Linked DNA regions of Homo sapiens: region 1 is linked to region 2. A link is an interaction called in ENCODE POLR2A ChIA-PET data of the cell type or tissue named here. Cell type or tissue: PC-9. All regions are shown on one strand. Each heading gives the region's core, and the rest is flanking DNA. Links, peaks and the distances in the headings are about the cores only. Region 1 overlaps LONP2 (lon peptidase 2, peroxisomal). Region 2 overlaps ABCC11 (ATP binding cassette subfamily C member 11).

The links. ChIA-PET counts read pairs that join two places held together with the same protein. Peaks named below come from ENCODE experiments on the same cell type or tissue, not always from the same donor. Only the 100,000 strongest peaks of a DNase experiment are listed, where the experiment ranks them.
Region 1: POLR2A ChIA-PET joins it to region 2 with 7 read pairs; 2 of 35 experiments call an interaction of 5 or more read pairs at or near these places.

Annotation. Positions count from the first base shown.
Region 1 is chr16:48,288,586-48,304,414 of GRCh38, forward strand. LONP2 (lon peptidase 2, peroxisomal) reads left to right here. Exons shown (of 15, transcript NM_031490.5): 9 at 7,430-7,580; 10 at 11,077-11,203; 11 at 14,587-14,720. Among named protein-coding and RNA genes, the nearest start is that of ABCC11, 49 kb to the left of the region's middle. RefSeq lists an enhancer at 11,753-12,047. In PC-9, for the core only: no CTCF peak of the experiment used is centred there; a DNase peak (open chromatin) is centred at 7,086; H3K4me3 peaks cover 1,148 bases; H3K27ac peaks cover 2,693 bases.
Region 2 is chr16:48,182,467-48,198,295 of GRCh38, forward strand. ABCC11 (ATP binding cassette subfamily C member 11) reads right to left here. Exons shown (of 30, transcript NM_001370497.1): 16 at 15,675-15,809; 17 at 15,505-15,601; 18 at 13,766-13,855; 19 at 11,413-11,516; 20 at 10,054-10,251; 21 at 4,735-4,961; 22 at 4,487-4,624; 23 at 1,974-2,160. Among named protein-coding and RNA genes, the nearest start is that of ABCC12, 34 kb to the left of the region's middle. RefSeq lists a silencer at 5,972-6,266. In PC-9, for the core only: no CTCF peak of the experiment used is centred there; no DNase peak of the experiment used is centred there.

The DNA.
Region 1 (15,829 bases), core at 4,750-8,749, 100 kb after region 2:
TTTGATTTCTCCTAAGGCCTCTCTCCTTGGCTTACAGACAACCGACTTGTGGCTGTGTCCTCGGGAGACCTGTGTGCATGCATCCCTGGGGTCTCCTCTTTCCTCTTATAAGGGTACCAATTGTATTAGACTAGGGGCCCACTCTTACCTTCATTTAACCTTAATTACCTTCTTAAACACCCTGTCTCCAAATACAGTCTTCACCCTGACTGCCCTTGAGACAGAGCGGAGGGGGTTAGGGATTCTGTCAATTTTGAGGGGGCACAATTCAGTCCATAACAAAGGACATATATAATAGATACATAATATATATGTACCAGTGTGCCCATATCATGTACTTTATGTAAAACGAAATCAGTTTTAAAAGGTAATTATATTTTCAATGAAAGCACTGTGTTCTAATTAGATAATTGTTTTTACTTCATAATATGTCTATCCTAGCTTATTATATAAATAAAAGTGTCAACTCTGTTATTTTCTTGTGGTTCATACCTTTGCCTATACCCTTTTTAATGATACTTTGCAGGAATCTTTTTAAACCACTCAACCCATTTGTAATATTAGGCTCTGTGAACCCGGAAAATTTGAGACAGGTCTCAGTTAATTTAGGAAGTATATTTGGCCAAGGTTGAGGACGCGCGCCCATGACACAGCCTCAGGAGGTCCTGACGACACGTGCCCAAGGTGGTCAGAGCACAGCTTGATTTTATACATTTTAGGGAAGCATGAGACGTCAATCAGCATATGTAAGGTGAACATTGGTTTGGTCTGGAAAGGCAGGACAGCTCTCTGGAGAGGGCTTCCAGGTCACAGGTAGATAAGAGACAAACCCTTGTGTTCTTTTGAGTTTCTGATTAGCCTTTCCAAAGGGGGCAATCAGGTTTACCTCAGTGAGCAGAGGGGTGACTTTGAATAGAATGGGAGGCAGGTTTGCCCTAAGCGTTCCCAGCTTGATTTTTCCCTCTAGTCTGGTGATTTTGGGGGCCAAATATATTTTCTTTTCACAGCACACATGGACAGCAATGTGCTGTAATTATAGTTAAGGCAGATAAGTGAGGACACCACAGGCAGCCTTCGACCTTATGGAACTTCTTCTAAGTGAAGACATCAATTCCATTTTGGATATTAAATATTTACAAGCTATTTTTTTCTGGTATTTATAAATAAAAAAGATAAATACAAATACTAATATTTTCTACTTGCACTTTGGTGGGTCATTTTCCACTTTTGTGACCACTGGTCTAAATAGATAAACAAATGTCTTCACAAATGGGTAGTAGGTTCACAGGTGTTCATTTTGTTATTATGCATCATATCTTATATATATTACATATATTTGATGTATTCAAGATTGTAAAATATTTTAAACTAGTGATAATTTTGCTTGAAAATTCTGTAGGTGTTATTCTAATGACATTCTCATTTTTATTGCACAGGAGGAGGAATCTAAATCTTTTCAATCTATAGTGTCAAGGTCTTCTAGAATATTTTCGTTTCTTTAATCCCTATTTTAATTTACTGAGACCTCTTCTTTAGTTATATTAACCAGTTATGAATTGTATCTCTTAATTTTTCCCGTATTTATCCCCTACATGTCTCTAAAGCCCTTTTTCTTCTATGTCCTGAACACTTTTCTCAAGTTTGTCTTTATCACAGATTTAATTTCCATAGTTGAGGATATAGAGGAAAAGTAAACTCAGTTTCTCCTACTGCACTCTCACAACACAGAACACCTCTGACCAAATGCACGGGTTTTTTCTCCATATGCCAAGCAAGCAGTTCTTCAGCAACCGACCACAGCTGGGTGTCCTCTAATTCAATTCTGACAAAGTGTATCAGATCCTACGGGTTGAGCACTGAGTCCCACAAGACTGCCTCCCCCTTCAGATGCCAGTCGTGAGTTGACTTCCAGAACGTGTGACCAACCAGTTATAAATTGGAGTACCCACAAGCCCCCCTCCTCAGGTTTGCTTAATTTGCTAGAGTAGCTCACAGAACTCAGGGAAACAATTTACTTGCATTTACTGGTTTATTAAAAGAATATTTTAAAGAATACAAACAAACAGCACAGGAGCTTCCATCCCAGTGAAGTCAGGGTCCACCAGTCTTCTTGCACCTGGGTGTGCTCAAATTCACCTTCCTGGAAGCTTCCTGACCTCAGTCCTTTCGGGTTTTTAATGGAGGCCTTGTCACATAGGCCTGATTGATTAAATCACTGGCCATTGGTGATCAACTCAACTCTTAGCTCTTCTCCCCTCCCAAGAGATTGGGCTGGGGAACTGACAAGTCCTCAGCCCTCTAATCATGCCTTGGTCTTTCCTGTGACCAGCCCACATCCTGAAGCTGTGGAGGGACTGCCAGCCACCAGTCAATCACTAACATACAAAATGATACTTATCACTTTGGTGATTCCAAGGATTTTAGGAGTTGCATGTCAGGAAACAAAGAGATGAAGGCCAAATATATATTTTACAGTATCATAATAGTATTAATTGTGTGTGGCTTTCAGAGCTGATTTTAGTTATGTTATTTTATCTTTATTTTCTGTTGTGGAAAATTTCAACCATAGCAAAAGCAGAGAAGATAGTATAATGAATTCTGTGGACTCATCACCCAGCTTTAATATCTTGTTTCATCTATTGCTTCCCATTCTCCCCTACCCAACCTCTGATTATTTTGAAGCAGATTCCAGACATCATCTTTTCATAAATGTTTCAGTAGCTATCGACAAAAGATATACACTTTTAAAAAGCATAATCATACTATATCACACCTAAAGATGACAGTTACCTAGTCTTGTGTAATGAACTCTATGTAATCTATTCCTGGATTGCCTACAGACATCTATAGTTCTTCTCTTGTCAGAAATTATTATTGAAGAATAATTCTCAGTGTACATTCCTCCCACGGTTCATCCCATTGTGACTTCACATTCCTAGGAATAATGCGTCATATCACAGCTATTTCCATTCCCAGTCATACTTTGTAGGTAGGAATTATAGTCCTAGGATTGATACAGAAAATCTTTTAGTTGGGGAGAATAAAGGAGAAACAGCCCTAATTATTTTTGAAAGTGGCCCTGGATGTGGGCAGTAGAATCCCTGCTCTGAAGTTAGGGTAAGAAGATGAGGTTTGATAGCTACAAAGCTCTTAATTGTAATTTTCGTCCTTCCATGGACTCACCAGTTTGCCTCGGAGCTTCATCTGAGTAGTGATTACCAGAAATTATTTTCTGCCAGAATATTGATCAGTATTTCTGATGCTGTTTAAATTCTATATGTCTTTTTATGCTTTTGAAAACCAGAAAGTATCTGAGACAGGTCTCAACCAGTTTAGAAGTTTATTTTGGCAACGTTCTCCAGAGATGATTGTGAGGGCTTCAGTATTTAAAGGGGAATGGGCAGATATTGGGGAAAGAGGAAGAAATTTTAAAAGGTATGAGTAGACAAGAGACAAACGGTTGCATTCTTTTGAGTCTTTGATCAGCCATTCACCTGTGAGAGGGGAGCAGAGGAATAGTCACTGACGCATTCATCTAGCTTAGTGAATCTGCATTTCTACATAAGATAAAATAAATATAGCGTACAGGAAGCCATCAGATATGCATTTGTCTCAGGTGAGCAGAGGGATGACTTTGAGTTCTGTCCTTTGTCCTGTATGTGTAAAGAATAAGCTATCAATTTACATGGTTGGGGTGAAATTCAACAGAACTGTTACAGGTTAAAGATCTTGGGGCCCACAAGGAATTTCTCAGTGGGGGGATTGTGAGGGAGATATGTAGCTTTTTTTGTCTTTGTAGCTATCTTATTTGGAAACAAAATGGGAGGCAGGTTTGTGTGACGCAGTTCCCAGCTTGTCTCTTCCCTTTTGCTTAGTGATTTGGGGGTCCTGAGATTTACTTTCCTTTCACACTCTTCCTGAGTAAAAGAGGAAGGCAGGCAAATTGGGCACAAATTTAGCCTAAGTCTGCCTCCTTACATATTAATATTTTAAGTTTGGCCTAAAGGTTTCCCCTTACAAAGTAAACTGCAGCCTAACTAGCTGTGTAAACACACTATTCTTAACACCAATCACAGATTTTCAGCAAGTCACAGGAAGTCAGCTGTTAACAAACTTTAAATAAAGCAAACACCAAGCTGTAAGCAATCCCGCTGTTTCTGTACACTCTTTGTTTTCTGCATGTCGCTTTCCTTTTTCTGTCCATAAATATTATCAAACCATATGCCAGAGTTTCTCTGAACCTATTCTGTTTCTGGGAGCTGCCCAATTTGAGACTTGTTCTTTGCTCAATTAAACTGTTAATTTATCTAGAGTTTTTCTTTTAACAAGCATCACTAATTTTTTCTCCTTATAATCTAGGTATTCTGTCACACTGTTTTAAAAACCTCCTTCATAATTCAGAAACATTGCTTTATTAATTTTCCTACTTTTTAAAAACGCTAGTGTCTTAAAATTTTAAGAGAAAAAAATTACTTGTTCAAGTCTGACAGCCATTTCTAAAACATATCCAGCATATATGAATTACATATGCTTAGAGCCATTAAAGAATAGAATTTTTTCCGGCCAGGCATGGTGGCTCATGCCTGTAATCCCAGCACTTTGGGAGGCCGAGGTGGGCAGATCACGAGGTCAGGAGATCGAGACCATCCTGGCTAACATGGTGAAACCCCATCTCTACTAAAAATACAAAAAAGTAGCCGTGCATGGTGGCGGGCGCCTGTAGTCCCAGCTACTCGGGAGGCTGAGGCAGGAGAATGGCGTGAGCCCGGGAGGCGGAGCTTGCAGTGAGCCGAGATCGCGCCACTGCACTCTAGCCTGGGCGAAAGAACGAGACTGTCTCAAAAAAAAAAAAGAATAGATTTTTTTCCTTAGCTAGTGTTAAAAAATTACTCATGACGCTTATTAAAGGTGGTAAGGATTACTTTATTCAAGGTGGGAGACTACGTATAAGAAACACTGCAATGGGGTTTTGCAGTGACAGGAGGAGAGTGAATGGGGAATCAGTAGAGGGAAACATTCTAAGAGGAAGAATTGGGGTTACGGGGGATTCTCACTAGAAGGACACAACAGAACTCTTGCTGAAGGGAGGCCAGGGTGAAAAGATACTGGGTTAGAAGTGAGAACAGATACGTATGGGTATGGGTCATTTTTGCTAACCTGACTTAGCAGGATTCTTGCTCAAATTGGATTTTACAAAGACAGAGGGAAGGCTGACATTGGCCTAGTTGAGCAGAGGACTCAGAGGAGCCTGACTCAAGTTTGCGTCAAAAGAAGAGCGTTTTTGTCACTAGATGATAGTTTTAACTATTTTCCATACATAAACATTTTCCGTACCTAAACAGTTTGTTTGTTCATTTGTTTGTTAGTTTGTGTTGGATTTTCACTCTGTCGCCCACGCTGGAGTGCAGTGGCGTGATCTCAGCCCACGGCAACTTCTGCCTCCAAAGTTCAAGCAATTCTCATGCCTCAGCCTCCCGAGTAGCTGGAGCTACAGGCATGTGCCACCATACCAGGCTAATTTTTGTATTTTTTTTTAGTAGAGACAGAGTTTCACCATGTTGGCTAGGCTGGTCTCAAACACCTGACCTCAACTGATCTGCCTGCTTCGGCCTCCCAAAGTACTTGGATTACAGGTGTGAGCCACCGTGCCCGGCCTGTGAACAGTTTTTAGATGATTAGTAGATAGTAAGACCACTCTTAACCAATTCAATACTGAACATAATTAGTTTTCCTTGATTACTTGAAAGTACTTGTTTTTTAATGATATTAAACATTATTAAGTCTTGTGAAAATGTGAAATTAGAGCTTTCTGGGAATTCTAGATAGAGTTTCCAGTAATAATTAATGTTTAACAAAATTCAGAATTATGTATGAGGCCTAGAATTAAGACTAGCTTGGGGCTGGGCGTGGTAGCGCACGTCTGTAATCCCTGCACTTTGGGAGGCCAAGGCAGGTGGATTGCTTGAGGCCAGGAGTTTGAGACCAATCTGGCCAACATGGTGAAACCCCATCTCTACTAAAATTGCAAAAATTAGCCAGGTGGGGTGGTACGCACCTGTAATCCCAGCTACTCAGGAGGCAAAGATTGTAGTGAGCTGAGACCATGCCACTGCACCTCAACCTTGGTGACAAAATGAGACTCTGTCTCAAACAAAACAAAACAAAACAAAACAAAAAACTAACTTTGGATAGTTTTGAAAATAAGTAAAACTTCAGAAAGAATCAGAAGGTAGGAAAAACTGCTTATATAGTTAAATTGTGGTTGGTGAGTATATTAGTCATTTTATTGCCTTTTTGAATATGTATGGCAACCCTATTTATAGTAATTGGGCGTAAGTGAGAGTGTTAATATGTTTAAGGTTTGGAACATGTAGAAGCTGTTGGTGCCTTATGAAAGTTCTGCACCAGCCCCTTAGCAACAAGTGCCTGTGACTTGAAGCTCTTTAATGTACAGTTGCACATTTTAAGAATCCAAGTTGACTGATAAATTATCTAATGTATCTAATTCAAATATTTTTAAGAGCTATTGTAATCCCAGTACTTTGGGAGACTGAGGCAGGCGGATCACTTGAGGTCAAGAATTTGAGACCAGCCTGGCCAACATGGTGAAACCCCATCTCTACTAAAAATACAAAAGTTAGCCAGGCATGGTGGCGCACACCTGTAGTCCCAGCTACTCAGGAGGCTGAGGCAGGAGAATCGCTGGAACCCGGGAGGCGGAGGTTGCAGTGAGCTGAGATTGTGCCACTGCACTCCAACCTGGGCAACAGAGTAAGACTCTGTCTCAAGAAAAAAAGAGTTATTGATGTTTTGCTTATTATAAGCAGCAATGTTTTGTAGTAAGCCATTTTTAAATAGTGAATTTTTTGCTGTATCAGAATATAGTAGCATAGTAATTTTTACTCTTATTTAACTCATAGCAAAGGTTACTCTTATTTGGAATTCTCCTTTCAGTTAAATAATTTATACCAGACTTTCTGAAAATGTTTGAGGAGGATTATATGGGTTCTTATTTACTGGTTCTTTGAGAATTTCAAAATACTTTACACATTTGCTTTATATTCCCATAGCAGTTTAGATAGGGTGTGTTACCAAGATGGAAACTGGTTCTGCAGGACTGGTAACTTATGATGGCCAAACAATGAGTCATTAATAAATAGATTTTTGAACAAAGCTTGAAACTGTAATTTCTGCTGCTTTGTGCTATTACATTTTCAGAAATTTTGACACTGAACGTATTTTATTTTTTAAAAAGTATGTAGAATGTAGAGAATGCAAATAATAATGCTCAGATGTTAGTTTTGTCTGTTTCTTAAATTCTTCTGAGCAGAAATACCAACCTTGCCAGTACATCATGTGTGTTTTCACTTATATACAGCCTTCTGTTGGCACTACTAAAGTTTTTAAAATGTTTTTTGTTCTCCCCTAGGTGTTGGATCCTGAACAAAACCATAACTTCACAGATCATTATCTAAATGTGGCCTTTGACCTTTCTCAAGTTCTTTTTATAGCTACTGCCAACACCACTGCTACCATTCCAGCTGCCTTGTTGGACAGAATGGAGATCATTCAGGTTCCAGGTACCTGACTCTTAAATCATTATGATACATCTTGCCTTTCTGACCATAACTTTAAAATTAGTTATGCTATGGAGTTTTGACTAAAAGAAGTTCATTTGCCAACATACAATCTTCAGAAGTTCTGAGGAATGTATATAAATCAGTTTCTATGTAGCTTCAAAGTCTGGAAGAGCAAAACAGCAAACGTTGACAACAACAATTTCAGATTTAATTAGCATGAAAGAATGATAATTTTATGACAAATAAGACATTCTTCTTTAGTATAATTTCTAAAATGGCAGGCTGTGTGTGGTGGCTCACACCTGTCATCCCAGCACTTTGGGAGGCTGAGGCAGGTGGATCACTTGAGGTCAGGAATTCGAGACCAGCCTGGCCAACGTGGTGAAACACCATCTCAATAAAAATACAAAAATTAGCCTGGCATGGTGGCGGGCGCCTGTAGTCCCACCTACTCGGGAGGCTGAGGCGGGAGAATCCCTTGAACCTGGGAAGGGGAGGTTGCAGTGAGCCTCACGCCACTGCACTCCAGCCTGGGTGACAGAGTGAAACTCCATTTCAAAAAAAAAAAAAAAAAAAGAGTAACTGAACTTTCTCATAAAATCTGGCCTCACTTTTATATTAAAGTGCATGCCGCTTTTAAATTCCTCTTGAATCTGTCAAATAGTTAAATTTTTTAAATGTCTTCCCTGTCACTGGAGCGTGCAAAATGTATTCCTTCAGTTACTAACACTAGATAAGTTATAGCATTTTCACCTTATTTTAATTGCTCAGAATTGTTTTTCCCTGGAAGAGATCAAATATCACTGAGTTTTTTTTTAATGTAGAGTAGAATCTAAATGTCTTTATTTATTTAATTATTTAGAGACAGAGTCTAGCTTGTTGCCCAGGCTGGAGTGCAGTGGCACGATCTCGGCTCACTGCAGCCTCCGCCTCCGAAGTTCAAGTGAGTCTCGTGTGTCAGCCTCCCAAGTAGCTGAGATTACAGGCACTCGTGACCACGCCCAGGTAATTTTTGTATTTTTAGTAGAGACCATGTTGGCCAGTCTGGCCTCGAACTCCTGGCCTCAAGTGATCTGCCTGCCTTGGCCTCCAAAAGTATAAGGATTACAGACGTGAGCCACCATGTCCAGCCTAAATGTCTTTTACTTATTTTTTCTTTTTTTGAGATGGAGTCTCACTCTGTCACCCAGGCTGGAATGCAGTGGCACAATCTTGGCTCACTGCAACCTCTGCCTCCTGGTTCAAGCGATTCTTGTGCCTCAGCCTCCTGAGTAGCTGGGACTACAGGTGTGCACCATCACACCTGGCTAATTTTTGCATTGTTAGTAGGGACAGGGTTTCGCCATATTGGCCAGGCTGGTCTTGAACTCCTGACCTTAGGTGATTCACCCGCCTCAGCCTCCAAAGTGCTGGGATTACAGGCGTGAACCGCCACACTCGGCCCTAAATGTCTTTAGATTCTAAATGTAATCTAAATGTATTTTTCATATTAATCTGAAATATATTTTTACTACTAAGTGAATTATAATTGGATTTCTGTTTGTTTTTTTTTTGAGATGGAGTCTCACTCTGTCACCAGGCTGGAGTGCAGTGGCACGATCTCAGCTCACTGCAACCTCTATGTCCCAGGTTCAAACAATTCTCTTGCCTCAGCCTCACAAGTAGCTGGGACTACAGGCGTGCACCACCACGCCCAGCTAATTTTTGTATTTTTAGTAGAGATGGGATTTCACCATGTTGGCCAGGAAGGTCTCAATGTCTTGACCTCATGATCCACCCACCTTGGCCTCCCAATATAACTGGATTTCTTAATTATCTGTGAGCATTGCAGGTTCCTGTATTTAGTTTTAAAATATGGTAGAGTAAAAAGTTAATTGTGTGTATTTAAAGTCTAAAGTAAATAAGTAATGAATTCCCTGGAAACTCCAAGTTATGGCAGAAAATTCATTAGATACACTAAAGTAAAGTGAAAGAATCAGGACAGCTGCTGCAGAGGGGAGCATATGATGCCACCTTCTTCCTTTGGCAGATTTAGCTGTCCGATCTTCTAGCTTTCCTGGTGTTTACTAACCTCTTTCCATTCAAAAGGTGCCTTATCAATTCATATTTTTAATTTTTGCTTGTTAAATGGAAAGGGACATTAGTTGGAATTTTGTCTTACGGGATTTAGAGACAAAGGAAATCTATATTTATTCAGGCTATTAAATAAGAACATTATGTGTTCTAAATATACTATATATAGAAAAAATACATATATACATACATAAATACATATGCACACATATATAAATACATACACACACACACACACATATATATATATACCATCATGTGGAGGAAAAAACCTTTTATATGGACATCTTAGGTTTTCTTTTGCTGCTACAATTTATTTTATAGTCATAGTTCTGGAAACAGTATCTTTAGAGCCCTTCCCTTGGAACCCACTGCTTATTTAATTGAGGTGTGTGTGTGTGTGTGTGTGTGTGTGTGTGTGTGTGTGTGTGTTTCAAGTATAGATCAAATTAGGCTAAAAAGATGCATTTATTCTTCTATTTGAAATTTCAGAGGATTTGAGGATAAAGAGATAATTGTCTCTAAGATTTGAGGTGTTTTCCTCTTTGGGAAATATATCATTTAATCAGAAAACTTTCAAGCACTGTGCTTAGTAAATGCTTGTTTTGTTTGTGAAAACGTTGGAAATTTTAACAATTATTGACTTAGATCAAATTTCTTTTTCTTTTTTTTTTTGGAGGCAGTCTCTGTTGCCCAGGCTGGAGTGCAGTGGTGCAATCTCAACTCATTGCAACCTCCACCTCCCCAGCTGAAGCAATTCTCGTGCCTCAGCCTCCAGAGTAACCAGGACTACAGACATGCGCAACCATGCTCAGCTAATTTTTTGTGTTTTTAGTAGAGACAGGGTTTCGCCATGTTGCCCAGGCTGGTCTCAAACTCTTAAGTTCAAGTGATCCGCCCGCCTCAGCCTCCCAAAGTGCTAGGATTACAGGTGTGAGCTAACGTGCCTGGCCAGAATAAATTTCTTCATTGTAATTATAGTCTCATTTGAAATAATACTTAAATTTGTTCTAAATCTAAGATCCATTTAATCTACATTTGATTCATTAAAAAAGCATGGCACTGGCTGGGAGCAGTGACTCATGCCTATAATCTCAGCACTTTGGGAGGCTGAGGCTGGTGGATCACTTGAGGCCAGGAGTTTGAGACCAGCCTGGCCAACTTGGCAAAGCCCTGTCTACTGAAAATACAAAAATCAGCCAGCGTGGTTGTGCATGCCTGTAATCCCAGCTGCTCGGGAGGGTGAGGCAGGAGAATCACTTGAACCTGAGAGGTGGAGGTTGTAGTGAGCCGAGATCACGCCACTGCACTGCAGCCTGGGCGACAGAGCAAGACTCTGTCTCTAAAAAAAAAAACAAAAAACAAAGCATGGCATTATGGGAGCCATGTAAATAATTACAAAACAAGATCTCTTCTTTTCCAGGTTATACACAGGAGGAGAAGATAGAGATTGCCCATAGGCACTTGATCCCCAAGCAGCTGGAACAACATGGGCTGACTCCACAGCAGATTCAGATACCCCAGGTCACCACTCTTGACATCATCACCAGGTTAGTTAGCCATCCTGAGGCTTCATTAACTCCAGGCAACTTTTGAGTATTTACTGAGTTACCAAACAGGACATAGAGTATCAATATTTGAGTTTTTCATCTTTTGAGATAAGCCACAGTCTCCTGAAAAGGAGATTAGTTTATTGGCATCCCATAGCATCCATTTCTCTTTCTTCAACAACTTCCAGCAAGTGTTATCATAACTATTGATTTACACCGTTCTCTACACTAGGCAGAAGTTTACAGAGAAACCATTTGGAATATTGTTATAGCTAAAGCTGAAATTTATGCTTTGCCACAATAGCAATATAAGGGGTTAATTTGATCATTTAAAAACCAAATACATGGCAAATATAGAGACACTTTTTATGCCCAGGATCTTGAAAGTTGTTGAATTCTCTTAAGAGGTGATATGCTACTTTCAGATAATCTGATTTAAGTTACTCACTTTTCTTTTCTTCTCTTTGGCTGAGAGATTTTTAAAATCCTTAGAATTTTGATCTTCAGAATTAACACTGGAACAATAGAGAAGGTGCCTTCCCAAGTTTACTACCAAATGCTTAAGCCTGTAGCAAGCAGTGTGTAAATTATCTGAATAGAGTATTGCTTAGTCTAATTTACAGATTCCCTGTTTGAATGGAAAATATACTCTGTTGAGAATTTATATCCACCACAGCCTCTTACAGTTTTCCTAGCTCAGTATTACAGATCCATTGCATCATCCAGCAAGTCATGTCAGGCTGCCAAGCTCTCCTCTTGCGGCCCTTTTCTAGTAACTACTGTTTTTAAGAGATTTGAAGTATCTCTCTATTTTGAACTTTGACTTAGAGTTTGGCCAGACTGTCTTTTGATCTATGCCTTCTTATGGATCTATTTAGATTTATATACAAAGCAGTAAGACTAAGTCTTACCTGGGGGTTCCTTTTCTTAATTTGTCTTGTGATTTATGGTGTAGATAATGCCAGGAGAAATAAATTAAGTGACTTATATGTCTGAGTCTTCCAACAATATCATTATTCCAGATAACACCCATGATGCCTTTGGGTAACTTTCAATAAGTCATTTAACATTTTTGATAGCTTCCCCATCTGTAAAATATGAGGGATGGAGAAAAATCCAGAGTTTATCTGAATAATAATGATTCTGAAGAGTGATCATTATTTATATTTCCCAGTTGTTACCTAGAGAACTGTTTCTTTTTTTATGTATACTTGTTAACTCAAAATATCAGATCTTAAAAGCTGTGGACATAAGGAAATATCTGGAGCAGTTTTGTTAGTTTTGATATTGTTTTTAAAAACAGCACAAGTATGTACTATTCCAGGCACGTTTTTGGATATTTAGTGAGTTACCAAACTTAGGACATAGAGTATCAATATTTGAGTTTTTCATCTTTTGTGATAAGTCACAGTCATAGACCCTAATGTTCTAGTCTTTCTTATCTCCAAGTATAACTCACCTGCTTGAATACTTCCAGTCCCAGTATGCTTAATTCTAGCGAATAACTACCTTTTCATGGGTAATTCTAACTGTAACAAAGATATTCTTTTTATTTATTTATTTATTTTTTAAGACAGGTTTTCATGCTGTTACTCAGGCTGGAGTGCAGTGGCATGATCTTGGCTCACTGCAGCCTCTGCCTCCTAGGCTCAAGCCATCTTGCCATCTCAGCTCCCAAGTAGCTGGGACCACAGGTGCATGCCGGGCGTGGTGGTGTGTGCCTGTAATCCCAGCTACTCGGGAGGCTGAGGCAGGGGAATTGCTTGAACCAGGGAGGTGGAGGTTGCGGTGAGTTGAGATCGTGCCACTGCACTCCAGCCTGGGCAACAGAGTGAGACTCCGTCTCAAAAAAAAAAAAATAGAGATGGGGTTCTCACCATCTTGGCCAGGCTGGCCTGGAACTCCTGAGCTCAAGTGATAATTGTTACAAAGATACTCTTTCTATTCACTTTTCTATAATTTTCTTCTTCTGCCTTATAGGAGCACCTGGAATCTAAGTGTAATTCCTCCTTGTACAGCCCTTCTGACATTAAGATAAAATACTATCAGGTGCTGCACACTAAGTGTTCTCTTCTTCAAGCTAACCATTCCTCTCCTCTGTACCATTCCTCTTGATGTAGTTTCAAGACTTCTCACCCTCCTGATTAGTCTTCTTCTGAAAGAATCCTGTATATCAATGTGTCTTTTAAAATTAAACACCCAGAATTGAACACAGTGTTTCAGATAGAGTCTAAACAGTTCATGGTATAGGAAGCCCATGCTTTTCTTATTCTGACTATATTATTTTATGACTGTATCTCTAGATTCTTAGCTTTTTAAAGATTATTCTCTTCCCTTTTTCAGTGAATTTCGCTAAGCTTGGCATATCCCATTTTGTATTTATAAAGCTGAATTTTTTAAAGCCCAAATGTAGAAGTTGTTAAGATGCCTCCCTGTTTTCTCCCTTATTGAAATTATACGTAGTTGCATAATATAGGCTTTATATCCTTCTATACCTTTGACTGAAATGAGTATTAGAGTGTTTAGCTAAGAGCTTTTTATCTGTCTTTTCTCAGAACTTTTAAAATCTGCTTTCCTAAAGTCTACAGTGTATGTCTGACTTAATCAAATGTATGGCTTTGTCAAATCCAATTCTTCAGATAAAACTGCATTCTCCACCTGATCCTGTCCATTCAGGTCCATCCAAAGCTGAGTGGCCAAAAGTGGTTTCACTATATAATGGTCTGTGGAATGACTTAACGGAGTTTGATTCTAATGTACATGTGTTTAAAGCAGCTCTGCTTAAACCACACATAGCATCTTTTTCACAAAGTCCTCAAAGTCAGTGCTGTCATCACTTAGCATACCTTCTTCCTTTAGAAATCTTCACAATGAAAATACACTGAAGAAAGGTGGTTAGCAAAGTGCCTAGTGAAAACCAGATTTCTGTCTCAGATTTGTTTTTGTTTTAGTTCCACAAAGAGCACAATTTCTCTTATTCTTTCAGTAGTATTTCAAATACAATGAATTTATCTAGAATTTTCCTAAATTGACAAATTTTGTTTAAGAAAACTCTTCAACAAATTACCGAGGAGTAAATGGTTTTTTATATGCTGCCAAGTTTACTTTGGCAATGTAAATTGAACTAGAACTAGGGTTCATTTTTAAGTGTAGGATTATAATTCAAGATAATCTGTATAAAGGAAATTGTTGTAGCTGAAAATAGATCAAAGTATTGAAGAAATAACAATAATGAGGAGTTTTAAGTGTGGAAAAGTTAGTACTCAAGAAAGGGTAATGAACTTTTAAATGTACACTGTTTTACCAAAAATGTTAATCACATTACCTCTCTATTTTTTTAAGTGGTATATAGTCAAAAATAAAATATTTTTGTTTGATGACAGGTATACCAGAGAGGCAGGGGTTCGTTCTCTGGATAGAAAACTTGGGGCCATTTGCCGAGCTGTGGCCGTGAAGGTGGCAGAAGGACAGCATAAGGAAGCCAAGTTGGACCGTTCTGATGTGACTGAGAGAGAAGGTTGGTGACCTTGTTCTGGCATTCTCAGGCCTGGTGGCTAGGAGTGAGTGACAGAAGAAGGTTGGGTATGGAGGGGAAGGTGTTGGGTAGTCCTTGGAGCAGTGGCACACATGACTCCACTGTTAAATGCATCCAGTAAGTAATACCTTAATGTTTCAACATATTTCATCCAGAGGATTGTCTTTTACAAATAGCACAGTTTTAACTGGAATAATAATATGAATGCTTTGAGGATATAGGAACTGTATTAGGGTTCACTAGAGGGACAAGACTAATAGGATAGATGTGTATATGAAGAAGAGTTTAAGGAGTATTAACTCACACAATCACATGGTGAAGTCCCACAATAGGCCATCTGCAGGCCGAGGAGCAAGGAAGCCAGTCCAAGTTCCAAAATCTCAAAAGTAGGGAAGCCGACAGTACAGCCTTCAGTCTGTGGCCGAAGCCCCAAGAGCCCCCAGCAAACCACTGGCGTACGTTCAAGAGTCCAAAAGTTGAAGAACTTCGAGTCCAATATTCGAGGGCAAGAAGCATCCAGCACGGGAGAAAGCTGAAGGCCAGAAGATTCAGCAAGTCTGATCCTTCCAGCTTCTTTTCTCTGCTTTATTCTAGCCATGCTGGAAGCTGATTAGATGGTGCCCACTCAGATTGAGGGTGGGTCTGCCTCTCCTAGTCCGCTGACTCAAATGTTAATCTCCTTTGACTATATCCTCACAGACACACTGGAACAATACTTTGCATCCTTCAATCCAAAGTTGAAACTCACTATTAACCATCACAGTAACTTTCTCCAGATGTATAATGATGGTGTACGTTATGTATGGGTTCTGGTGTTATCTTATTTCTTTCTGACCCAGACAGTTAAGTCTTTAAATAATTTATAACATAAAAAGTTTTTACAACATAAGACAATCCATGCTGTTCAGGTACTGCAAGGACAGACCTTTGTACTCTGGAATAGCTCCATGTGTAATAATTTTTCACACATTTTCTTTTATGGATAAACAACTAAATGTAATTTAAATTATTCTTTAAAAAATTATTGTGAAGGTGTTCTATTACTGGAATTAATCAAATGTGGATGTTCCTTTGGTATCTACTTAAAATGT
Region 2 (15,829 bases), core at 6,482-10,481:
TGAGCAAAGTGGTTAAGAACATGTAGTTTGGGGCGGGGCGCGGTGGCTCACACCTGTAATCCCAGCACTTTGAGAGGCCAAAGTGGGTGGATCACGAGGTCAGGAGATCGAGACCATCCTGGCTAACACAGTGAAATCCCATCTCTACTAAAAAAAATACAAAAAAATTAGCTGGGCATGGTGGCGGGCCCCTGTAGTCCCAGTTACTTGGGAGGCTGAGGCAGGAGAATGGCATGAACCCAGGGGGTGGAGCTTGCAGTGAGCCGAGATCGCATCACTGCACTCCAGCCTGGGCAACAGAGCAAGACTCCATCTCAAAAAAAAAAAAAAAAAGGAACATGTGGTTCGGGATATCCAGGTTTAAAGAGGCTCTGCCCATTATTAGCTGTGTGGCTTTGGATAAATTGGTTAACCTCTCTGTGCCTGGGATTCCTCATCTGTAAAAGGGAGATAATAAAAGTTTCAAAATCATAGACTTGTGAGGATTATGTGTAAATGTGAGACTTAATGCTTGTAAAAACCTAGAGTAGTGCCTGGCCTGGAATAAATGCTCAATGAATATTAGCTATTATTGTTCCTGTCTTACAAATAGAAAACTTAGGGCTTAGAGCATTTAAGTAACTTGGCCATGTTCCCATAGCCAATAAAAGACAGGTGTGTGCACAGGCTCACATTCTCTCAGGGGACATACGCAAGATCCCAAGCCAATTAGAGAGAAAGCCACATAACCACAGAGGGGACAATTAATGAATAAGCCCTGGGGGAAGGAGCCCTGGACTGGTACAGCCCAGGTTCCCTTAGGCACTGCCAAGCCGGCCTCAGGCCTTGGGGCCTTCACGGATGCCCCTTCTGTGGGACTCTGTGGACAGTGAACCTTGGCCAGTCGCTCTCTCTCCACATCTCTCCCCATCTCCCAGCCCCCAGTGTGCTGGGCACAGAGGGATTCCGGCCTTGAGGTACACAGCTCACTATATCAGAATCTCCTACAGAACCCGTTTTAAAAATTAGATTCCAGGCTGGACACGGTGGTTAACACCTGAGTGCCAGCACTTTGGGAGACCGAGGCCAGTGGATCACTTGAAGCCAGGAGCTCAAGACCAGCCTGGCCAACATGGCAAAACCCCGTGTCTAACCAAAAATACAAAAATGAGCCGGGAATGGTGGCATGTGCCTGTAATCCCAGCTACTCAGGAGGCTGAGGCAGGAGAATCAAGTGAACCCAGGAGGTGGAGATTGCAGTGAGCCAAGATCGTGCCACTGTGCTCCATCCTGGATGACAGAGTGAGATCCTATCTCAAAAAATAAAAAACAAATTAGATTCCAAGACCCCAGCTCAGGACCAGACTCAGAATCTCTATGGCTGTGGCCCTTGACTATGGTCCTCCTGGCAGCCCCACCCATGCCCAGAGTGAGTCAAACCCCCCGGCTAAGGTCCAGAAGTCTGTTTCAAGTCTTAGGCACATTTAAGTTTGAGAAGCCCTGTTCTAGGGGCTGGGCTGTGAAACCCACCTTTTAAACAACCTTTCCAGGTGATTCAGAAAGGTTTGACAGCTCAATCAGGATAGGAACGGTTAGGTACAAAGACAGCAGCCAGGAAGCCAAGAGATCAGTGTTCTCGTTCCAGCTCTGCTAACATGCATCTGTTTGGACAACTCCTTCCCTTGTCTGGGCCTCAGTTTCCCCATCTGCATAATATGCACACTGGACTCTGTCATCTGTGGGCTCCCCTTCACTCCCAGTGTCCTGTGATCCTATTAAATACCTTTGAATACAGACTTCCCAATTCAGAGCTGACCACAAGGAAACAGAGCAAAGTACCAATTTCAGAAGGCCAAGCACATAGCTCCTAAGATCACACGTGGCCAGAGCCTAAGGTGTCATTGAACACCTGAGGACCCCCTGAGTCTGCCCAGAAGCCACAGGCAGAGGATGAGCAAAGCTCAGAGAGGGCCCACACAGAGTCACCCCCTCACCTGCAGCACGATGTTGACAGCCATGACTTTAAAGGAGTAGGGGGTGGAGGAAATGCCAAAAGCCACGAACAGGGCAACAGCCAAGGTCACAAGGTTGGTCATGATCTCCAGCCTCAATGCCATCCATCGTGTGGAAGATAGAAACAACAGCAGGTAGTTATTCTGCGCATCAGTCAGCCTCTTAAACCTGAGAAGGAAAGCACAGACTAAGAACCATGTGTTTGTCTGACCTAGGGTCTCCCCGGGTCAGGGTAGATACCGGCTGCTTCCTCCAGCATCCAGTTCCCCACTCCCAGCAGCAGGGCCTGATTTTTCTTTGGGGAGTTCCTCCCTACCCCTTTCTCAGCCATGAATTTGGGTGAAGTTGACCTGACTCCTAACCCAGATTGAGGAGTAGGCTCTGCTGCTAAGGCCCATCCTTAGCACGCGCTCCTCGCCTAACCTCTGTGACTCACTCAGGGATGGGTGAGTTACCCCAAATTGGCCACAGAGAGTGAATAAATGCCAGGACGTGTGAGTGAGTGTGGGAGTGATTCCTTTCAGTGGGATGATGGGATATCTGAAACTACCATTCTGCTACTAGGAGGGGAGCCTGGAGCCACCAGAGGGTCTCTGGGAGCTTAAAGGTAAAATAACACCATGGAAGGCAGAGCAGTAAAACCGAGACACCCGGGGAACATTAGCTGAGTCTCTGGATTAAGCCTCACTTTAAGCAAGTCCTCCTCCCCAGCCTTTTGCTATGAAAATTTTTATAAGTACCAAGAGATTAAAAGCTTGATTTAATGAACATCTGTATACCCTCTAATGAAAATTTTTTAAAGTACCAAGAAATTAAAAAGTTTATTCCGTGAACATCTGTATACCCTCTACCTAATTTAGCAATTGTTAGTATTTTGCCATATTTAAGTCATATTTTTAAGCTAGTTTGCATTAGTTTTTTCTGTCACTTCCAACCAAGAAACCTACCAATTTCCAATTTTCACATACCACCATCACAGTTTTCCATGTCAATCACAACCTGTACTGTTATTTGATTAGTATTATTATTTTACTTGCTTTGTTTGAGAATGTATATTAAAAGAAACTTTAATCACAACCTTAAATTATATAAATAATGGGTTTGATATGTTAGTTGCATTTTTTCTAAAGTACATTCAAATAAACCTTTGATTATTGAAATTAAATATTCATTTACTCATCAACTAAAACCATCTTACCATCTGAGTGGGCTATCACCCCAGCAGAGTGGCCCTTCTGACTCACTCTGTCCATACCCTCTGAACCTTTGCATAAGACATTCCAAATTCTGTCCACCTTACCTTTCTATACTGATTGAGTCACCTCCACCTTGAGGCCTTCCCAGATTAAACACAACAGACCCTGGTCACTCTGTGGCCCCTGTGCTCAAGCCACCTTGCTATCCTTCAAACCTACTTCCCCCATCTCATGGTCTTTGCATTTACTGTCCCCTCTGCCTGGAGAGCTCCTACCCACATATTTCCATAGCTCAACCCACACTTCATCTCAGGGTCCTTTTCTCTGACACCTTCCCCAACAACAGCTCCAATCCCTCCAGACTCTCTTCATCTGCTTATCTTAGTATATACCTTGGGGCAGGGTTCTCAGTGTGGGCTGAATGAATGCACCGCTCCAGGATCCCCTCAGTCCTAGAGTCTGCACAGACCTTGAGTGGTCTATAATGCCACTGAGAGAGCAGGTGCCACAATTAATCCAATATTCCAGCTAACTGAGCACATACCGTCTCCCAAATGTGTGCCCAAGTCTTACCCAGGCTTCAAGGCCAGCTCAGATGCCACCTCCTCCCGAAAGCCTTATCTGATTCCCCCAGGCCACCTCCTTCCCCTCTGAATTCCCAAGCAGTTTATCTGCCCCTCTCTTATGCTATCTACCTTCTTCAATCACGTATAATTACAAAAACATGTGCCTGTTTCTCCCTTTTTCCACCAGACTATGAACTTCTTGTAGGTGAAGACCGTGCTTGATTATTCTCTACAAACAGATAAGTTCGTGTTACACCATTAAACCTCAACAACAATCACAGGACTTGTTTGCTTGTTTGTTTCAACATTTAGGGGGCAAATCTATGGCATGAGTAGTGAAGGAAGTTCTATTATTTAGAAAGCTATTGTTCCTCATTATTTTGTTAAAGATAGATATTTGTTTGGAAGTGAAAGAAATAACATAATGCAAGATGTGTTTGCACAGTAATGCACCTTATCATTAAATGTATGTATACATATGTCCATATATATATACACAATATATACAAGGTCTTTAAAGTTTACAAACATTTTTCCTATCATTTACATTTTTCATTCTTATAAATGAAAGAATGGTTCAGCAGGTTCTGGAGGCTCAGAGAAATACGTCCATCGAACAATGTGCTCTCTGATGCTTTTGAAGATGATGCCACTCCCAGACGCTCCATTCTTTCCCTGCTCCCCACCACCCCTGTGGTTCCATCATTCTCAAATGGCAGCAGAAGGACTCACTGGCTGATGAAGTCTTCAGTTTTTCCATAGACATGGATGGAGCTCAGGCCTTGCAGAGAATTGAGGATGTGGGAGAATAAAGGAGACCGGCTATAGTTCTCCAGTCTCTTGAACACACCGATGGCCTTCTTGAACATCCTGCATGGACAGTGGAGGTAAGGGACCTGGACCGTCCACCTCTGGGACCATCTAGTCTGGGTTGGTCCCAGCCTTGCTCCCCAAGTCACAAGCAAAAAGAACCTACTCACATATAATAAATGAAGCAAATAACCATGATTATGGCTCCCATTAACAGGATATATGGAGACAGCACACTGACAATCAACAGGACGGCGATCACCATTAAGGACAGGACCAGGAACTGCTCTGAAAAGATGGGCAAGAGCTGGTCCAGCTGTTCCAAGTCCCCTGCGAAGCAGTTCAAAAGCCGGCCTATTGGGATGGTGTCAAAGAAACTCATGGGGCAGCGGAAAACCTGCAGGGACAAAATCAACGCAGACCATGAGAGAAGCTGCAGGCCCTGCTCAAGATTGGATGAAGATGCCTGTTACCCTTGACTCTAAAGAGCCACGGATCCCAGGGGTCTCCAGGGCAGGCAATGTAGAGCAATGATTTAAAAGCATGGATGGGCTCCACGGCTACCTGACTCCTCCACCTACTGCTGTCTGACCTCGGGCAAGTACTGAGTTCCTCTGAGTCTCAAGGTCCTCGTTAGCGAAATGGGAATGAAAACGATGCTTCACAGAGTTGTAGTGAGGATCACACAACTCCTCAAATATACTAAACACTGAAGTGTATAATTAAAAGGCTGAATGTATGGTATATGAATTATATCCTGTAAAGCTATTAGAGAGAGAGAGAATACATTAAAAATGCTCAGAGCAGTGCCTGCCCCTGAGGTAGGAGGTGAGACTTGACTCTGGAGGCAGGGTTTGAACGCCAGACCAAATTGAGGACTAGCTAAAACAGGGGTGGGGTGGAAGCCACTTTCCATAAGACAGGCCCACCAGTGTGTCGTGTCAGTTTACCATTCCCATGGCAACACCCAGGAGTTACCGCCTCTTTCTGGGTCATCAATGACTTGATGACTTGGAAGTTGCCACCCTTTTCCTAGAAACTTCTGTATAAACTGTCCCTTAATCTACATGTAATTAAAAGTAGGTATAAATATGACTGCAAACCTGCCCTGAGCTGCAGCTCTCAGCACACTGCCTACGGGGTAGCCCTGCTCTGCAGGGTCAGTCACAGAGCTGCAACACTGCCAGAACTGCAACAGTGACACTTCAGTAAAGCTGTTTTCTTCTACCCTACCACTGGCTTGCCCTTGAATTCTTTCCTGGGCAAAGCCAAGAACCCTCATGGACTAAGCCCCAGTCTGGGGTTTACCTGCCCTCCATCACCCCCAGTAGGGCATTCTACCAATACCAGCTCTTATTATTTTCTACAGATGGGACCATTTTCACTCAGGACTGCCAAAGATTAGGAGCAGCAATCCTACTGGGTTGCACACGATTTGGACCCTTGGATCAAATTTAGCCTTAACTGCCCCCTTCTTGAGGGTGGCACCTGCAAGTTGATCTCTAACAGCCAGTGGCCATGAGGCCTTTCGGAGATCAAAGGACATGTCAAACCACAAGGTAGGCTCTAACAAAAGCATTTAGTTTGGTGTCCTTGTTTTGCAGATGAGGAAACTGAAGATTGCAGAAGAGGAAGTGGCTCTGTAACTTACTCATTACGCAAGTGGTTAATGGCAAAACCATGATCCAATTAGGCCTTCTGAGGCTTCCCCAAGCCTGGCACAGTCACTCTTCACAGAAGGCAATTTCTTAAAGGTTCATGGCACTGACCAAATGACCACCTACATTTCCCCATGTACTTCTCAAGCTATAATGCAAGAAGTAGAAATGAATAGAAGCCAATGGCATTTATTAAAGCCAAACTCAAAGAAAGAGGAGGGAAGGACATTTTGACGGTTACTAAATGTAATTATTTGAGCCATGAAGTGTTCTCTGTAGCTGCTCTCATCGCAAATGCATGGATACTGCTGACCAAGCGTAGCTCTCATGTATGTTTGCTTTCTAGCTGGTGGGGTAGTGAGGGTTGGAGGAGCAGATTTAAAGCCTCCTTGCTTTTTCTGCCTCTAAAATCCCTTCAATTTTATTTCCAGAATGTTTTATTAAATACTTGAGCTAAAGCAATCAGAATTGTCATGATCACTCAGAGGAATCAAAGGGCAAAAGGGTCACCCCTTCAAGGACTCTGAGCACACCTTGCAGGTGCGGGGCATGGCAGGGTTGTGGAGGGGACACAGGAGTGGACGTCAGCTCCACTGTGGGTGAGGAAGATGCATCTGTGGAAGCCCAGCATTACTTTGGATTAGGGACCAATGGTGGCGACAAAGGGAAAATGGTTTCAGTTTCTGATTGTCTTCTAAGTATCAAAATGATCTGGGGTTGTTCTTGTTTGTTCATTTTTGCTTCATTTTTTTCTGTTGTGCTTGCAGTTGAGCGAACTTTTTAAGATTTATCCTTTACTTGTGATTCTTTAAAACTACAAAGACAAATTTAAAGTTTAAAAAGCCATGAAAGGACTGGAAAAAGGAAAATATTTTAAACACAAAACACGTTTTCATGGAAAGAAACTTGAACATTTCTCAAAATTAAAATACGAAATGTCATTTAGAGGCATGGGCACTGGATATTTCTAGAATCTTGGAATGTGCCATCAAAAGAAACTCAGAGACCACCTTGAGGGCCGAGGGCCACCCCCAGAGGCCGGGTGGGAAAGTGTCAGGCCTCAGGTAGAATTTCCCCCTCCTGCTTTCTGGTTCTGCCAAGCTTTATCTGAGAGGTGGGGAAAAGCTTTGTCTCACCCTGCCAAAGTTGAAACACTTCATGGCAACACAATTTGCATTCAGTCTACAAGGAACGATGGGCCGCTCCTCACCTCCTGCGTCTCCAAGTCAAAACCCCCACTCCCACCTCTGAGATTAGCCTTCCAGAGCTCCATTCTCCTCCCAGAAGTGCTCTGCTTTTGTTCACCTTCAGTCTCCTGGTCTTGAGCTGGCTAAATCTGATTCCTCCTTCAAGGAGTGAAGTCCCCAAGAAGGCTTTCTGGACTCTCCCCACTTTCTTCCCCTGCCCTCAAGCTAAGACAAGGTGCCTCTTATGTTCTCATGGCCCTGTGTGCTCCATCCCGTGATAAACTTTACATATCTACGACAATGGCCTGTTTTCTTGTCCATCTCCCCCATTAGACTATACATCCATGATGGCCCAAACCCTACCTGCACTGTGCATTCTCTAATGTAAGCCTCATGCCCACTGCAGAACCTGGCACATAGTAACACTTAGTAAGTGAGAGAGAGGAATGACATTTCCAAGAAGCAGTGTGATACCATAAGCAATTTGGTTTTTTTTTTTTTAAATGAGATAGGGTCTCACTGTCTCCCAGGCTGGAGTGCAGTGGCATGATCTCAGCTCACTGCCACCTCCACCTCCCTGGCTCAAGCGATCCTCCTTGATCCTCAGTCCCCCAAGTAGCTGGGACTACAGGCACAAGCCCCCATGTCCGGCTAATTTTTATATCTTTGGTAGAGACAAGATTTTGCCTTGTTGCCCAGGCTGGTCTCGAACTCCTGAGCTCAAGCAATCCACTCACCTCAGGCCTCCCAAAATGCTGGGATTCCAGGCGTGAGCTACTGCACCCAGCTGACAATTCAGTATTCTAACCAAACACATATTCCAACTTTAACATATGTGAGATTTCAGTTTCCTCATATGTAAAATGAGGATAATATCCACTTCAAAGAGAACTCAGGGCAATCATAAGCAACTCTGTATATGACCATGCTCAGCCAGTGGAGGCCAGCGTCACTGTGGCCCTCCATCAGGGGACACTGAGCTCTTAGAACCAGACTTCCAGCAGGAGAGCTCCACCGCACTTTCATCACTCCCTTCTCACCAAGCAGCCTGGTTCACCCAGCTGCAACTACATTTTAGAAAAGGCAAAGCTATGAAGAGAGTAAAAAAGATCAGTGGTTGCTGGGAGTTTGAGGGTAGGGAGGGAGGGATGAATAGGTGGGACACAGGGTTTTGTTTATGGCGGCGGAACTATTCTGTACCATGGATACATGTCATTATACATTTTTCAAAACCCATAGAATGCACAGCACAAAGAATGCACCATAAGGTGAACTATGGATATTCATTAATAATAGTAATTAATAATGTACCAATATTGACTCATCAATTGTAACAAATGTCCCACGTTAATGCAAGATGTTAAGAATAAGAGAAATGGGCCAGGTGCAGTGACTCACAACTGTAATCCCAGCACTTTAGGAGGCTGAGATGGGCAGATGGCTTGAGCCCAGGAGTTCAAGACCAGCCTGCGCAACATGGCAAGACCTGTCTCCACAAAAATACAAAAATTAGCCAGGCATGGTGGTGTGCCCCTGTGGTCCCAGCTACTCGGAGGTTAAGGTAGGGAGGACTGCTTCAGCCCAGGAGGTCGAGACTGCAGTAAGCTGTGATCACACCACTGCACTCCAGCCTGAGTGATAGGCAGGTATATGAGAACTCTCTGTACTTTCATCTCAATTTTTCTGTAAACGAAAAGTGCTCAAAAAATAAAGTTGGCTTGGTTTCAAGTCTTTGCTATTGTGAATAGTGCCACAATAAACATACGTGTGCATACATGTGCATTTATCTTTACAGCAGCATGATTTATAATCCTGAAGCTGGAAACCATCATTCTCAGAAAATTATTGCAAGGACAAAAAACCAAACACCACATGTTCTCACTCATAGGTGGGAAATGAACAATGAGAACACAAGGACACAGGAAGGGGAACATCACACACTGGGGCCTGTTGTGGGGTTGGGGGACGGGGGAGGGATAGCATTAGGAGATATACCTAATGTTAAATGACGAGTTACTGGGTGCAGCACACCAACATGGCACATGTATACATATGTAACTAACCTGCATGTGCACATGTACCCTAAAACTTAAAATATAATAAAAAATAATAATAAAATAAAGTTGGCCGGGCATGGTGGCTCACACCTGTAATTCTAGCTACTTAGGAGGCCAATGTGGGAGGATTGCATTAGCCCAGGATTTTGAGACTAGCCTGGGCAAACAGAGCAAGACCCCATCTCTACAGATAAATAAATAATTAAGGTCTACTAATAAAAAAAAAATAGGCCGGGGGTGGTGGCTCATGCCTGTAATCCCAGCACTTTGGGGGGCCGAGGTGGATGGATCACTGGAACCCAGGAGTTTGAGACCACCTTGGGCAACGTGGTGAAACCCAGTCTCTACAAAAAATACAAAAATTAGTCAGATCTAGTGGCATGTGCCTGTACTCCCAGCTACTTGGGAGGCTGAGGCAGGAGGATCACTTCAGCCTGGAAGGTGGAGGTTGCCATGAGTGGAGATTGTGCCACTGCACTCCAGCCTGGGCTACAGAGCTCTAAAAAATAAAAAAATAAAAAAATAAAAATGAAGCTGGGCAAGTTCAGAGCTCAGCCTTCGGCCCCACCCAGCACCCAGGCCCATACCTTGTTGAAGAGCTTGTTGTGCAGGGCCGTGGATGCCTTCCTCGTGACCTTGGTGAAAATCCCTGAGGAGCAGACCCCCACACAGATGAGGAGCAGGGCGTTGAGCCCGTACACCAGCTGGTAGAAGGACAGTTGAGGATTGTCTGCAATGTTGCCCAGGTCTGCCATGGTTCCATTGCTCTCTCGGCTGCTATTGGTCTTCAAGAAAGAACAGGGGGTCTGACTGCAGGTGTCCGGGGGAAATTCAGTGGCAGGGAAAGCCTTCTCCCTGGGGCCACGTGAGAATCTGTGGCTGGTAGAAGGTGAAGCTGTTTGCCCAAACCTCCCTGCTCAGCGCTTGGCTACTCTCTTTTGCCCTTCATTCCCACTGCCCTGCCCTGCATCAGGCCCTCAGAGTCTGCCCCGTGGACACTGCAGCAGCTGGGCCCTTGTGCACGCTCTGCTGTGATGCAGCGAGAAGCTTGGGAACGTGATTTCCCAGAACCCCTCCCAGCATGGTTTCAGGTCAGATTCTGCCAAGGAGAGGCACCCACAGGGAAACAGAAAGGTGGAAGAGGAGAAGCCAGCATGCTCAGTGGCAACTGTGGGCAGGAGCATGGGGTGTGGGGTTTTTCCAGAGGCTGGAAGGCATCCTGGGAATCACCCACTTCAGTTCAGCTGAGATCCCTGATGGCCAATTCCCCTCCAATGGTTGACTGAGCCTCTAATTCCCTATATTAAATCCTTGGAAGCTCTAAATACTTAGAGTGGCTTCTGCTCTCCTGACCCAAACCTCCTGGTACACGATCCAGAAATTAACCATATGGAGTACTGTGGGAAAAGCATGGCTTCGATTCTAAGCACCAAGTTCAAGTTCCGGCCCTGTCCTGTCCTAGGGCAGGTTCTTCATCCTCTCTAGGCACAGGGTCCCCTTGGAAAAATGGAGACAGTGGAACCTTCCTCTGAATGTGGGTGGGGAGATTAGTGAAATAACTTGACACAGTGTGGCCCGTGGTGGCTCCCAGCTCACAAGACCAGAAGTATATTTTAAATAAACCATAGTATGGAGGCCAGCCTGGAGCTAAAGGAGACAGTTACTGCAGTGGAATGCAAAGATTCTTGGGGCACTGTCTGGGGATATAAATCTCTTGGTTTTCCAGTAAGACTGCACAGGCGACCACCCATTCTACAAAGTCAGGAGGCCTGTGCCAGGGGAACCCCAGAGTCCTGGCTCCCCACGGTTCTCTCTGGAACACCAGCTCTGGGCTTGTCATGTGGGTCCCAAGCCATGCTCTGGCTCTTGTGGTCTCAAGGAGCAAGAAGTCACCCCACCTCACTCAAGCCCATAGAAACACAGCCCATCCACCTCATGGCACTCACCCCCGAGCCCTGCTCCAACCAGTAGCTCAGCCACCAGAAGCTGAAGATCGTTAAGAAGACGATCAGCACCACGAAGAAGAAAATTATGCAAGAGACCATGTAACCTGGGAGGGAGACAGTGGTGATGTACAAGTGCCACAAACAGGTGCGAGGCAACTGCTGACTCAGCTGCTCGGCCATCTCTGTCTTTGAGTGCTTGGAAACCCTTGAGCCCCACCCAATGTGGACACCTTGGAGGAATGGGAAGAGCTGGGTTCCAAAGTCAGAGAGCCCTGGGTTCAAATCCTGGCTCCACCACTTCCAAACCGTGTGACCTTGGATAAGGTACCAAATGTCAGCAACATACCACTTCTTTACCTATGAAATAGTGATAACCTTACCAGCTTCAGAGCCATGCTGAAGATGATATGATATAATGTGTGTGAAGCACTCAGCCCAGTGCCTGGCACAGGGCAGTGTTCTAGAGAAGTTAGTTCACCTTATGCAGGTCCTGCAGGTTCAGTTTTATAAATAATAATAACAGTTACCTTTTATGTGGTACGTACTATTATGTGCTACATGCCAGGAATAGTACCAAATGTATGCATTATTTCTGAATTAGTAATTCCTATCCCCATTTTCAATAGTGCTACTGTGTGAATGTATGTGTCTCTCCAAAATTCATATGTTGAAACCAAATTCCCAAGGTGATGGTATTAGAAAGTGAGGCCTCTAAGAGGTGACGACCATGAGGATGGAGCCCTCATGAGTGGCATTAATGCCCTTAAAAAAGAGGCTTCAGAGAGCTGCCTTCCTGGTTTTTTGTCCCTTTCACCATGTAAGGATACAACATTTATCCCCTCCAGGGATGGAGGACACAGCGTTCAAGGCGCCATCTTGGAAGTAGATACTGGGCCCTCACCAGACAAAAAACTTGCCAGCACCTTGATCTTGGACTTCCCAGTCTCCAGAACAGTGAGAAATAAATTTCTGTTCTTTATAAACTACCCAGTCTAATATATGTTGTTACAGCAGCACAAATAGGCTAATAAAATGAGGAAACTTAATCTGAGAGGGGAACTCCCTTGCCCAAACTTGCAGAGTTGGTGAGTGGCAGAGCTGGGATTTGAAGCAGTTAAGGGCAGGAAAAGGCAGGGTACACTCCTTGGGGCACTGCCTCCTGCTCTAGCACTCCTCTCATCTATTCATGCTCACATGTCCCGTGCCCACAGTCTTTTCCCAAATTCTATCCTTCCTTCAAGGGCTATCTCTTCTTTGATGAGATTTGAGATTCCCTGGCCACAGAGATCTCTCTTACCATCTGATGGAAGCAAGTCTTAATTCTCCAGCTAGATTCCAGGGTTGGTTCTTAGATGACTTTATACCCCTCCCCTCTAGAGCTTGGCACAGTGCCTGGAACATAGCAGGCACTTTGTAAATACAGATCAATGTAAGCTGCTAGATCCATTCATGCATTTCACAAGCATTTGCTGTTTCCTGCTCTGTCTGGGCAGGCCCTGGGTTACTCCTTGCAGGATACCCATGGTGGACGGGGTGGGGACGGCGTTCTGTGTGCACAGCCTACCTCTTCCTCCCCCAGGCATGCAGACAGGAGACATCTTACACAAGGGTCAGCTTCCAATGTAAACGATGAGTAAAAAGTTTCATGGAGTAAAAATTACTCTCAAAAATCTCTTAAATTACTTGATAAGTACAGCACCATATACTGAGTTTTGTGTTTACAACATTGTACAGTAAATATACATGATGATATATACCATTTAATAAGGCAGTAGCTTTGAACTTCTAATTGCCCTCTGCCTGCCTTAAGAAATAAAAATTAAGAAATTTTAAATCACACCAAAATAAAAGTCCCACCACTGTGACCTTTTGCGATGTGGCCGCTATTTTCTCTCCGATTCTATTTCATGTCTTTCAGTGCTGCTCATGATAAACTCAGCTGATTGTAAAACCTGCTAAGGGAGCAGAGCCCAGAGTTTGAAAAACACTGAAATAATGAGGCAGGGGCACTTTGGGAGGCTGAGATGGGAGGATTGCTTGAGGCCAGGAGCTCAAGACCAGCCTGGTCAACATAGCAAGACCCCATGTCTATTCTATTTTTTTTAATTTTTTTTAATTAAAAAATAGAAAAACACTGAAATAATGAGTATACATGAAAATATAACTTCCAACCTTGGCTTTGGTGGTAGAGTTGCTATAACTGAGTAGAGTTTGGTTTTGCAAGTTAGGCCAATAAATACCATGGCTCCTCTGGACCTCTCTACTTCACATGACCTCACGTGTTCCAATCTGACCCAGTTCCAGGGATAGGGCTGCTCCAAGAGAGAGCCCTGGGCTGGCATGGGGACCGTACCTCCAGCTGCCTGGATGTAGTGGTGGTAGACCCTCCAACTCAAGGAGCCTTCTTCCATCTCCTCCTCCTGTGTGAGCTGATGCTCCGGCACTGGGTCAGGGTAGAAGAAGAGAAAAGTGGTATGCCTGCCAATCACATGATCTGCTTCCTTCTGTCTCTGGCTTCGATCCTGTGCCAGCTTTTCACTTTCCAGCTTCAGTGCCCCACCTATGTCTAAGGTTTTTCATGGAAGACTCTACTGAAAGAAACCTTTGACCTGGGCTCCAGAGCCTGGAAAGGGATCCATCCTTAGCCATTCAATAAACTCTGGAGGGACTGCGGGGTCTCACGTGTGTGATGGGCTGAGAGAAACGCAGGAAAGAATGAAGAAAACCACCTGGGACCAGAAAACCTAGGTTTCAGAACTGTCACTATGACACTGTGCAACATCAGGCAAATCACTTAACCCTTCTGTTTCCTTGTCCGAAAAAACGGAAAGCCGAGAAGTTTGCTAAGATGCCCTGCAGCCATACACTTCTGAGATAATGCTTCACAAAACAGCCCTGACACAAGCCCAGGTGGACTCTTGGCCTTGAGCTTGGCCTGAAGACCGGTACCTGGAGATGCCCATAGATGTTTCTGATGATAATTGTAACAACAAACATCACGACAGTGACTGTCTGCTGCTGCTGCCTGCTATTCTCCCTTCTAATAACGACACCCCAGTATTTCCTGGGGAACGGTGCTCTTTTTCTGGAATTTTAATCCTGAGGGAAATTACACCAGGATGGAAATTTTTTGAGTAGGTTTTCTTCAAAAAGCCTCAGTTGGTGGCCGGGCACAGTGGCTCATGCCTATAATCCCAGCACTTTGGGAGGCCGAGGTGGGTGGATCACTTAAGCTCAGGAGTTCGAGATCAGCCTAGGCAACATGGTGAAACCCAGTCTCTACTAAAAATACAAAAATTAGCCGGTGTGGTGGTGCGTGCCTGTAGTCCTAGCTACTTGGGAGGCTGAGGTACAAGAATCTCTTGAACCTGGGAGGCAGAGGTTGAAGTGAGCCAAGATCAAGCCACTGTATTCCTGCCTGGGCAACGGACCAAACTCTGTCTAAAAAAAAAAGACTCAGTTGGAGACAGGAGCCTACAATGTGACAGGTACTGTGTAGGGGGCTTCCCTATATATGACCTCATCTAATCTCCACTTTTGCCGAGAATTCAGAGAGGTTAAGTTAGATGGCTAAGGTCACACAGCTTTGTAAGCAGCAGAGCTGGGATTCAAATCCAGAACTGTCTTACTTGAAAAATGGAAGTCGCTCCCTTCTGCTACTCTGCCCCAGACAAGAGCAAAGCCATGAGCTTCCAGACATCAGGGGCTAAACCCAATTCATTTCTGATCCCTAATACCTTTGCTCTCAATATTTACTCTCTTGCAGTGTGTAATGAATGAATGTCTAGATGCCTGGTCAAGTCTTAAATCTGTGCCACTCAGAGCCAAAGGTACCCCCTATCCTTCCTCTGATGTACAACCTTAGCTGTGCCCCCCACAACACTCACTTCCTGGATCCTTCAGGCCTCCTGCCCATCAGTCTACACCCCATGGCCCTCAACTACTTGGTTCTGGAACCTGTGTATGTAAATGCTTAGGGTCTCAAGACACTGAGGGACATGGCCCAGTCTGGGGTCAAGGAGGAAACACTGGGACCTCTGGAGGACCCAGGCAGGCATGCAGACATTCTTGTCCTATCTCCCACACCATTACCAGCATTTCCGTTGAGAGACTCTTCCAGGGAGGTGGCCAGAGCCTGACTTTCTACCTTTGGCTTCTCTGCTATCTTTGCTGTGTCCTGCAACATGTCCTGGGGAGAGAGCACAGGCCCTGAGTACACGTGCGTCCACCGTGGGTAGTGAGGGCAGTGGGGCAGGACTCACCGAAGTGGCTTCCTTGTGCATCTTCTGGATAAGTTGGGCATATTTCCCCTTTTTCTGCATTAACTCACTGTGAGTTCCATTTTCACAGATTTTCCCATTTTCCAACAAAATGATCTGGCCACAAAATTCTAAGTACTGGACAGTCAAAAGAAAGA